Regions from separate parts of the Homo sapiens genome. Here region 2 is linked to region 1. Evidence: read pairs that join two places in POLR2A ChIA-PET (ENCODE). Cell type or tissue: HepG2. All regions are shown on one strand.

Region 1 (5,000 bases):
TTTCATGGGGTTGCAGCCATCTGAAGGCTTGACCAGGGCTGGATGACCAACTTCCAAGGTGCTTCTCTCACATAGCTGGCAAACTGGTGCTGGTTGTTGGCAGGTTTCAGTTTCTTGCCATGTGAGCCTCTACACATGGTTACCAAGTGTCGTTATGACATAGTGGCTAGCTTCCCTCAAAATGAGCAAAGCAAGAGAGAGCAAGGCAGAAGCCACAAGGTCTTTTATGGCCTAGTCTTGGAGTCACACTGTCATTTCTGCAATATCTTTTTTTTTTTTTTTTTTTGAGACTGAGTTTTGCTCTGTCACCTAGGCTGTAGTACAGTGGCGTGATCTCGGCTCACTGCAACTTCTGCCTCCCAGGTTCAGGCAATTCTCCTGTCTCAGCCTCCTGAGTAGGTGGGACTACAGGCGCATGCCACCACACCCGGCTAATTTTTGTATTTTTATTAGAGACGGGGTTTCACCATATTGGTCAGGCTGGTCTTGAACTCCTGACCTCAGGCAATCCACCTGCCTCAGCCTCCCAAAGTGCTGGGATTACAGGCATGGGGCACCACGCCTGGCCCATTTTTTTATTTTCTTTATTTTTTATTTTTATTTATTTATTTATTTATTGAGATGGAGTCTCGCTCTGTCACCGGGCTGGAGTGCAGAGGCACAATCTCAGCTCACTGCAACCTCCACCTCCCAGGTTCAAGCAATTCTTCTGCCTCAGCCTCCCGAGTAGCTGGGACTACAGGTGTGCGTCACCATGCCCAGCTAATTTTTATATTTTTAGTAGAGATGGGGGTTTCACCATGTTGGCCAGGATGGTCTTGATCTCTTGACCTCGTGATGGACCCGCCTCGGCCTCCCAAAGTGCTGGGATTGCAGGGGTGAGCCACCGTGCCCGGCTGCGCCTGGCCCATTTTTGCAATATCTTATTGGTTACACATTCAGCCCTATATAGGGTTGCCAGATGTAGTAAATAAAAATACAGGATGCCCAATTAAACTTGAAGTTTAGATAAAACAATGAATAATAGTATATGTATGTCTCGTAAAATATTGCGAAATACTAAAAAATTATCTGAAATTCAAATTTAACCACCATCCTGTATGGAACCCTAACCCTATTCAGTGCACAAAGGAAAAACATGCCAAAGTGGGTGTGAATACCAGGAGGCCAGGTTCACTGGGGGCCATCTTGGAAGCTGGCTTCTACAACCTTAACATGCTGGGCATGGTAGACTATGGGGATAAATGGTAAACAATGAAAAATAATGATTCCTGTTCTCATGCAGTTTGTAGCCTGTTGAATAAAATCAACTTGAATCAACCCAGCAGGAAAATAAATACAAAACCTTAACGATTATAAAAGTGCTTCAGAGAGAAATAGCTGATGCTTGGGACAGTGATGGGGTCCTCATCAAAATAGCCACTTTTTTTTTTTTTTTTTTTTTTTTGAGACAGGGTCTTGCTCTGTCTCCCAGGCTGGAGTGCAGTGGCATAATCATAGCTCACTGCAGCCTCAACCTCCTGGGCTCAAGTAATCCTCCTGCCTCAGCCTTTCGAGTAGCTTGGACTACAGGCTGCAGTAGCCAAACTCAGCTAATTTTTTAAGATCTTTTTGTAGCGATGAGGGCTCACTATGTTGCCCAGGCTGGTCTTGAACTCCTGGCTTCAAGTGATCCACCTTGGCCTCCCAAAGTGTTGGGATTATAGGCGTGAGACACCTCACCTAGCCCACTTTTGCTTTATAGATTTGAGTTTTTACATGTGATTTGATTTGTCTCTATGGGCGTATAAGGAGTATATGGAGGGATCTGTTGCTAAAACAAGGAAATAAAACCCTGAAATGCAAGGTTTTGAATCTTAGCAAAATCCGTAAGCACACACAAATGAATGCACATAAACATGGCGAAAACTGAATAAGGTCTGTAGTCCAGTTAACAGTTTTTACTAATGCTAATTTCCTGGTTTTGCTATTGCACTACAGTTGCATCAGATATCAGCATTGGGGGAAGCCAGGTGAAGGACACATGGAACCCTTTGCACCACTTTTTCCACTTCACATGAGTCTACAATTATTTCAAAATAAAAAGTTAATAAACAACCCATTTAAAAAAAAGCAGCTGTTGTTTGGAAATGGAAACAAGGTTAGATCAAAATAATCCAGACTTGGCGGGGTGCGGTGGCTCATGCCTGTAATCCCAGCACTTTGGGAGGCCGAGGTGGGTGGATCACCTGCGGTCAGGAGTTCAAGACCAGCCTGACCAATATGGCAAAACCCCATCTCTACCAAAAATACAAAAATTAACTGGGCGTCGTGGCATGTGCCTGTAGTCCCAGCTCCTTGGGGGGCTGAGACTGGTAAGTTGCTTGAATCCAGGAGGCGGCGGTTGCAGTGACCCGAGATCTCGCCACCGCACTCCAGCCATGATAGAGCAAGACTCAGTATCAAAAAAAAAAAAAAAAAAAAAAATCCAAATTCATGAAAGGACTGGAGGAGGGCCTGATGTGGTGGAGCCAGGGATTCTGTCTGAAGAAAAAGAATTCTTTTTTTTTTTGAGATGGAGTTTCGCTCTCGTTGCCCAGGCTGGAGTGCAATGGTACAATCTCGGCTCACTGCAACCTCCACTTCCCGGGTTCAAGCCATTCTCCTGCCTCAGCCTCCCGAGTAGCTGGGATTACAGGCATGGGCCACCATGGCCAGCTAATTTTGTGTTTTTAGCAGAGATGGGGTTTCTCCATGTTGGTCAGGCTGTTCTTGAACTCCCTACCTCAGGTGATCCGCCCACCTAGGTCTCCCAAAGTGCTGGCATTACAGGTGTGAGCCACCATGCCCAGCAGGAATGGAATGCTTATTGTTAATTATCCTGAGCAGTGTGGGTTTAGAACACAGAATGAGGCCAACTTTGAGGACAGGGGTAAGAGGTGTCTTTCTGGTTCTGGGCCCAGATGTGGGGTCCGGAGAGGCCTGGAACACTTCCATTGGTAGGACCAGTTGTCTCTGGTCCCAAGGAACAGGCTGGGGAAACCCTCAAAGAAGCCTGGGTTTTTTGGTGACCTAGCCTCTTAATTTAAATAGTAGACGAAAGAAATGTTTTCATTTTCTACCCCAAAATGAAGAAAGGGAATATTCTGGTGACATTGGTGTATCCCAGAGATCTGAAAGCCATTTGCTGACCCACAATTGAGGCTGATCAATTGTTTTTTAAGGATAACTGTGGCCAATTGTTGATGGGTTTTCTGTTGTTGTTGTGGTTTGTTTTTTGTTTTTTGAGACAGGGTCTCGCTCTGTCAACCCAGGCTGGAGTGCAGGCAGTGGCACAGTCAAGGCTCACTGCAGCCTTGTCCTGCTGGGCTTAAGTGGTCCTCCCACCTCAGCCACCCAAGTAGCTGGGACTACAGGTGCTTGCCACCATGCCCAGCTAATATATTTTTTTGAGACGGAGTCTCACTCTGTCGCCCAGGCCGGAGAGCAGTGGCACCATCTCGGCTCACTGCAACCTTTGCCTCTCAGGCTCAAGTGATTCTCCTGCCTCAGCCTCCTGAATAGCTGGGATACAGGCGTGAGCCACCACGCCCGGCTAATTTTTTTGTTTTGTTTTCTTTTGAGACAGGGTCTCACTCTGTCACCCAGATTGGAGTGCAATGCCTCAATCTTGGCTCACCACCACAACCTCTGCCTCCCAGGCTCAAGCGATTCTCCTGTCTCAGCCTCCTGAGTAGCTGGGATTACAGGCGTGCGCCACTACCACCCAGCTAATTTTTTTGTATTTTTAGTAGAGAGGAGATTTCACCATGTTGGCCAGGCTGGTCCTGAACTCCTGACCTCAAGATGATCCACCCGCCTTGGTCTCCCAAAGTGCTGCGATTACAGGTGTGAGCCACCACACCCAGCTTCCCGCTAATTTTTTTTTTTTTTTTGTATTTTTAGTAGAGACGGGTTTTTACCATGTTGGCCAGGCTGATCTCAAACTCCTGACCTCAGGTGATCCGCCCGCCTCAGCCTCCCAAAGTGCTGGGATTATAGGCATGAGCCACCACACCCAGCTCGAGCTAATTTTTTAAACTTTTTGTAGAGACAAGGTCTCATTATTTTGCCCAGGCTGGTCTCGAACTCCTGGACTCTTGTGACATTTGTTCAGGGGGAAGCCAACACCATGTATGAAGTTTAACCACCCTGAGATGGCCACGTCCTGAAGAAGCCCAGTCTAGCCATGCGGAGAGACTACATGCATAAGAGGTACCCCACTAAGCCTCTAGATGCTCCAACCATCCCAGCCGAGGTACCAGACAAATGAATGAAGAAATCTTCAGCTGCCATCTGACTAGAGAACCACCAGCTCACTCTAGTTAATTCCCAAAACTGAGCGGTTTTTTTTTTTTTTTTTTTTTCAGACAGGGTTTCACTCTGTCCCCCGGGCTGGACTGCAGTGGTGTAATCACAGCTCACTGCAACCTCCACTTCCAAGGCTCAAGTGATTCTACCTCAGCCTCCCCAGTAGCTGGGACTACAGGCACAAGCCACCGTGCCTTTTTTTTTTTTTCTTTTTTTTCTAGAGACCAGGGTTTCACCATGTTGCGCAGGCTGGTCTTGAATTTCTGGGCTCAAGTGATCCTCCTGCCTTGGCCTCCCAACTTACTGGGATTACAGGCCACTGGGATTACAGTTCTAGCCACTGCACCTGGCTAGAACTGAGAGATTTAACAAGTTGTGGCCAGGCGCGGTGGCTCACGCATGTAATGCCAGCACTTTGGGAGGCCAAGGCAGGTGAATCACCTGAGGTCAGGAGTTCGAGACCAGCCTGGCCAACATGATGAAACCCCATCTTTACTAAAAATACAAAAATTAGCCAGGTGTGGTGGCGGGTGCCTGTAATCCCAGCTACTCTGGAGGCTGAGGCAGGAGAATTGCTTGAACCCAGGAGGCGGAGGTTGCAGTGAGCCAAGATCACACCATTGCACTCCAGCCTGGGCGACAAGAGTGAAACGCTCTCAAAAAAACATACA
Region 2 (5,000 bases), 230 kb after region 1:
GTCATGCCCCTGCTTAATGTACTTCACTGGGGTCTCATGGCCTCATTGGATTGAGCCCAGCCTCCTGATGATGGCTTCAAAGCTGTTCCAGGTTTGCCTTGTGGATCTCCCTCTTTCCTGACTTAGCCTCTGAATCTTCGCCGCTCACTCTCCCCCAACAAATGCTCACTCTCCCTTCCTTCCTCTCTTCTCCTTCTCTCTCCCCCCGCTCCCGACTACACGCAGTAGTTCCCTTACTGCGTGTAGTCGGGAACAGTTCTACTTACTGTTCCCTCTGCCTAGAATTACCCACTCTCCACTCCATTCCCCCTCCTCATGGCAATTTGCCTGCTTTCATCCACCTAATTTCTATTAATCTATCAGTTTTCATGTTGGATTCACCTTCTCTGCAGAGTATTTGTTGTCTTCCCAAGTCTTGTTTTCTGCTCCCTCAGCCCCCCATGGTGGCTCTGTGACAACTCTGGTATGACTCTGCCCACTTCCCCCACCAGCATCTCCTTGAAGGCAAGAATGCTTTCTTGTTCACTATTATATCTCCCAGCCCATGATGCAATATTGAATGAATGAAAGAATGAGTGAATCTGTGTGCCAAAGGCAGAAAACTCACAACTTTTTACTGTTGGAATGATACGTACTCATTTATTTACTCACCTCAGAAGGATTTGTTGACTGTCTACTTTGTGCCATGTGCCGTGCCGAGCCCTGGTGGGCAAGAGAAATAAAAACAAGTCGGTGCTGTTTCTGTGGTGTATGGGGAAAACAGACCAGAAGATTGATTGGGATTAGATTTGGGGGAAGAACATTCTAGGCGAGAAGAAACATTTGTGAAAAGACCTTGAGGGGCCAGGGGCAGTGGCTCACGCCTATAATCCCAGCACTTTGGGGGGCCGAGGCAGGGGCGGATCATTTGAGGTCAGGAGTTTGAGACCAGACTGGCCAACATGGTGAAACCCTGTCTTTATTAAAATTACAAACATTAACCAGGCGTTGCCGCACTCACTTGTAATCCCAGCTACTCGGGAGGCTGAGGCATGAGAATCGCTTGAACCCGGGAGATGGAGGTTGCACTGAGCCGAGACTCCAGCCTGGGCGACAGAGTGAGACCTCGTCTCAAAAAAAAAAAAAAAGAAAGAAAGAAAGAAAAGGAAAGGAAAGAAAGAAAGAAAGAAAAGACCTTGAAGAAGGAGAGGGAGAGACACAGTCTTGAAACAGAAAGGCGCCGTGGGACTGGGGCATTGAAGGATAGGAAGAGGATCCAAAATGAGCTCAGAGTTCCGCGCAGCACCCAGATCAGGAAGACCTTACAGGGTTTCCAGCATGGAGCGACAGGATTAACCACGCACTGTGAAAAGATTGTTAAATGACTAAGTCCGTGTGTAAGCTACAGGCAACCCGTGTCTCTTTATTCTGAGACTAATCATTCTTATCCTTCCTGCTTGTCACTTTAATCTTTCCAACACACATTCACCTCCTGACGTGGACTGTTGGCTTTCATCTGCCTAGAGAGCATTCCCATTGCCATTCTCCTAGAAATAGACCGGGCTCACCTTGGCTGCAGAAAGTGGTTAGTTACGTGGTCCAGGGCTGACCAATCACAGCATCCAATACCTCTGATGACAGTGATTGGTCCGTGAGGCAAGCACATGACCCAAGCAGAGCCAATGAGAGCCTTATCCGTGAGATGGGTATTTGAACCTGGCAGCACAAACTCTTTTTCCATTGAGGTTTGTAGGGAGGGTACCAGACACATTAGAGAAGGTGTGTCTGGAGTAGGAGACAGTTAAGGCCACTGTGATGAGTTGAGGAAAGAACAGATAAAGGGAGAAACATGAAAACTTTTCCTTTGAATGTTTGAACTATTCGGTATCCAAACTAATGTTGAAAACCAATTAATCTCTCCTTTCCCCATTAAGCGTGTTTACCTTGGGTGTCTGTCATTCCATCCAAGCAAGTCCCAACTCACTCGTCCCGTACCTGATTCCCAGACCTCTTCAGACGCAGTCAGAGAAAGCATCTTGTCTTCATTTTATAGAGGAGGAAACTGAGGCAAAAGGAAACTACCCGAGTTTATGCATAAAGTTCGTAGTAGAACTGGAATCAATCGACCCATCACCCCTTCTATCAATCAGTCACATCACAGTAATGAATTTACTGCTACCGAACTGTGCACTTAAATATGGTTAAAATAATACATTTTATGTTTGTTATATTCTACCACAATAAATAAATATTTAGTCTCTAGGCTTCTCAGATCCTTTCCATGGAATTGAATGAGTGGACACAACAGAGTAGTGTTTTGTTTTGTTTTTTTTGAGATGGAGTCTCGCTCTGTTGCCCAGGCTGGAGTGCAGTGGTGTGATCTTGGCTCCCTGTAACCTCTGCCTCCAGGGTTCAAGTGCTTCTCCTGCCTCAGCCTCCCGAGTAGCTGGGATTACAGGTGTGCACAACCACGCCCAGCTAATTTTGGTATTTTTAGTAGAGACGGGGTTTCTCCATGTTGGCCAGGCTGGTCTCAAACCTCTGACCTCAGGTGATCCACCTGTCTTGGCCTCCCAAAGTATTGGGATTACAGGCGTGAGCCACCACGTCCGGCCCAGAGTTGTGTTTCAAGCTACTGTTCTGAGGATGACGAATCTGAGAATTTTCTAGACAAGCCTCAATTTCAGTTACTCTGTCTTAGAGTCCCCCTCAAACCACCCTAATGGCTCACTAATGTTAACTGAGAAATACTTTCTAAAAGTTTTTCCATTTCTAGAAATAATAAAAAAATCCATTATAGCCACAGTTCTTGATTTTTCATGTGAAAGGCACTGTAATGACTCAGTTGTGTGCTGATAAATGTTTAACAAGCGGCTCTCTGAAGGTAGCTCTGACATGAATGCTGGTAGATATTTTTGTTTACCTTAATGAGTCAGGCAAAAACAACAAAGACGTATGTTGGTACTTCATTCGTTGTCAATGACGTGAACAATTTCTTTGCTGAACTGAATACAGATGCTCTTCCACTTATGTTGAGCTTACATTCTGATAAACCTATTGTAAGTTGAAAATACTGTAGGTCGAATATTGTAAGTGCATTTTTGATTTTGCACTATTGTAAACTCAGACAAATTCTAAGTCCAACCATTGCTAAGTTGGGGACCATTTGTAATGGTTTTTAAATAATAGAAGAATGTTTCCTCAGCTGTCTGTACCATTCACAATATAATGGCCACAGACACATAATACCTTTAAGTTTAACCTGTCTTATTAACACTCTGTACATCACTTTCTTAAATCCAGACAATCAACAAAATGATCAAACCCTGATTTGCAGCACTGGCCATTATCCCTGGTGTAAATATTCCCATTGTGGCTTATTTCAAGCTACCAGTGTGACGTCATTGAATGTGGAGTTGGGGAGAGATGCATAGATACCATTATATGTGTTTCAACCATATAGGTACAATTCATGCTAATAACTAGTGTACTCCATACAATTGTAAGCTTATATAATTTAATTTTATGATTGCATTTCACAAGCTGCTCATAAAATTCCTGAAAATTTAATGATTAGCTCTTGTGGGCTGGTATGAGCTGCACCCAGCACACTGCTATAAATCACTGTGGCCATGTACTTCCTGCTCAGTGGGTAATAAATGGCAAAGACCCCATGCCATAGTTCAGATGGCCTTTTGTCTTCTTCCTGGGAAGTTCTTTTTACACTGGAGGCTCCTTCTAAGGGCATCCTTCCTGTCCGGATAAAGCAGGACTTTACCTTTCTTCTCTTCCAAAAGCCTCTCTTTTTTCCCTTCATAGCACATAGTCACAGTTGGCAGCAACGTCTCCTTTTGGGTGTGGATTTATTTGTTCCCCAATGCAACTGTGAGCACCATGAGTGCAGGAAAGTGCCTGTTTCTGATCATGGTATTTCCTGGGTGTGACTTCATGTACAGTCAAGAGGAGAAACTCTGAGTGGGAGCACTAGGGAATAGTTGAAGCTTAATCTTCATTTTGGAGAAGAGGGAGTGTTATTATCCACGTTCATTATTCACAGTAGCAAATTTCACAGTAGCAAAAAGGTGACAGACACTCAATTGTCCATCGACAGATAAATGGATAAACAAAATGTGCCATATCCATACAGTAGAATATTACTCAGACATAAAAAGGAATGAAATTCCGATGCGTGCTACATGTAGACAAACCCTGAAGGCATGATGCTATGTGAAATTAACCAGTTACAAAAGGACAAACACTGGATGATTCCATTCATAGGATGTGCCTAGAGCAGTCAAGGTCATAGAGGTGGACAGTAGAATAGTGGTTGCCTGGGGCTGTGAGGAGGAGGAAATGGGGGGTTCATGTTTACTGTGTACAGAAGTTCTGTTTGGCAAGATGAAAAAATTCTGGAGCTGGATGGTGGTGACAGTTGACAATAATGAACTTAATGCTACTGATCTGTGTACTTAAACATGGTTAAAACAATACATTTTATGTTTGTTATATTTTACCACAATAAACAGCTACTTAAAAGTCTCTAGGCTTCTCAAGTCCTTTCCATGGAATTGAATGAATGCTTGTTTCTTTATTTGGACAAAACAAAGATGACACAATAATAGAGTGAGGATGATGATGATGATGGTGATGATGGTGGTGACAGTAACAGGTACAATAAATTGTGCTCCTAGAATGACCCAGGTTTGATTCAAAGTGTTTCTTATGCATGAGCACTGTAAGTCCACCTGTGAGGAGGAGATTATTACATCTGTCTTAGGAATGGGGAAACTGAGGCTCAGAGAGGTTAAGTGACTTGCCCAAAGCCACACAGCTTAAACCCAAGGCTAGTTGACTTTGAAGCCCATACTTCAAACACACCCTCTCTGTATCTTTATCTTATTTAGAAGGTAAAACAGCCACAGGACCTTTTCAATGACAATTCCTTGCCATTTTCCTCCCAGGGTCACCTTCCAGCCGCAAAGCCACAACACTCCCACTTCCTTTGCCTCCCTTGGCTCTCA

The links. Peaks named below come from ENCODE experiments on the same cell type or tissue, not always from the same donor. Only the 100,000 strongest peaks of a DNase experiment are listed, where the experiment ranks them.
Region 2: POLR2A ChIA-PET joins it to region 1 with 9 read pairs; 1 of 35 experiments calls an interaction of 5 or more read pairs at or near these places.

Annotation. Positions count from the first base shown.
Region 1 is chr22:26,516,574-26,521,573 of GRCh38, forward strand. No RefSeq gene overlaps it. Among named protein-coding and RNA genes, the nearest start is that of TFIP11-DT, 6.5 kb to the left of the region's middle. In HepG2, no CTCF peak of the experiment used is centred here; a DNase peak (open chromatin) is centred at 1,998.
Region 2 is chr22:26,741,727-26,746,726 of GRCh38, forward strand. All of the region lies in intron 2 of MIATNB (MIAT neighbor), which reads left to right. Among named protein-coding and RNA genes, the nearest start is that of MIATNB, 71 kb to the left of the region's middle. In HepG2, no CTCF peak of the experiment used is centred here; a DNase peak (open chromatin) is centred at 2,885; H3K27me3 peaks cover 242 bases.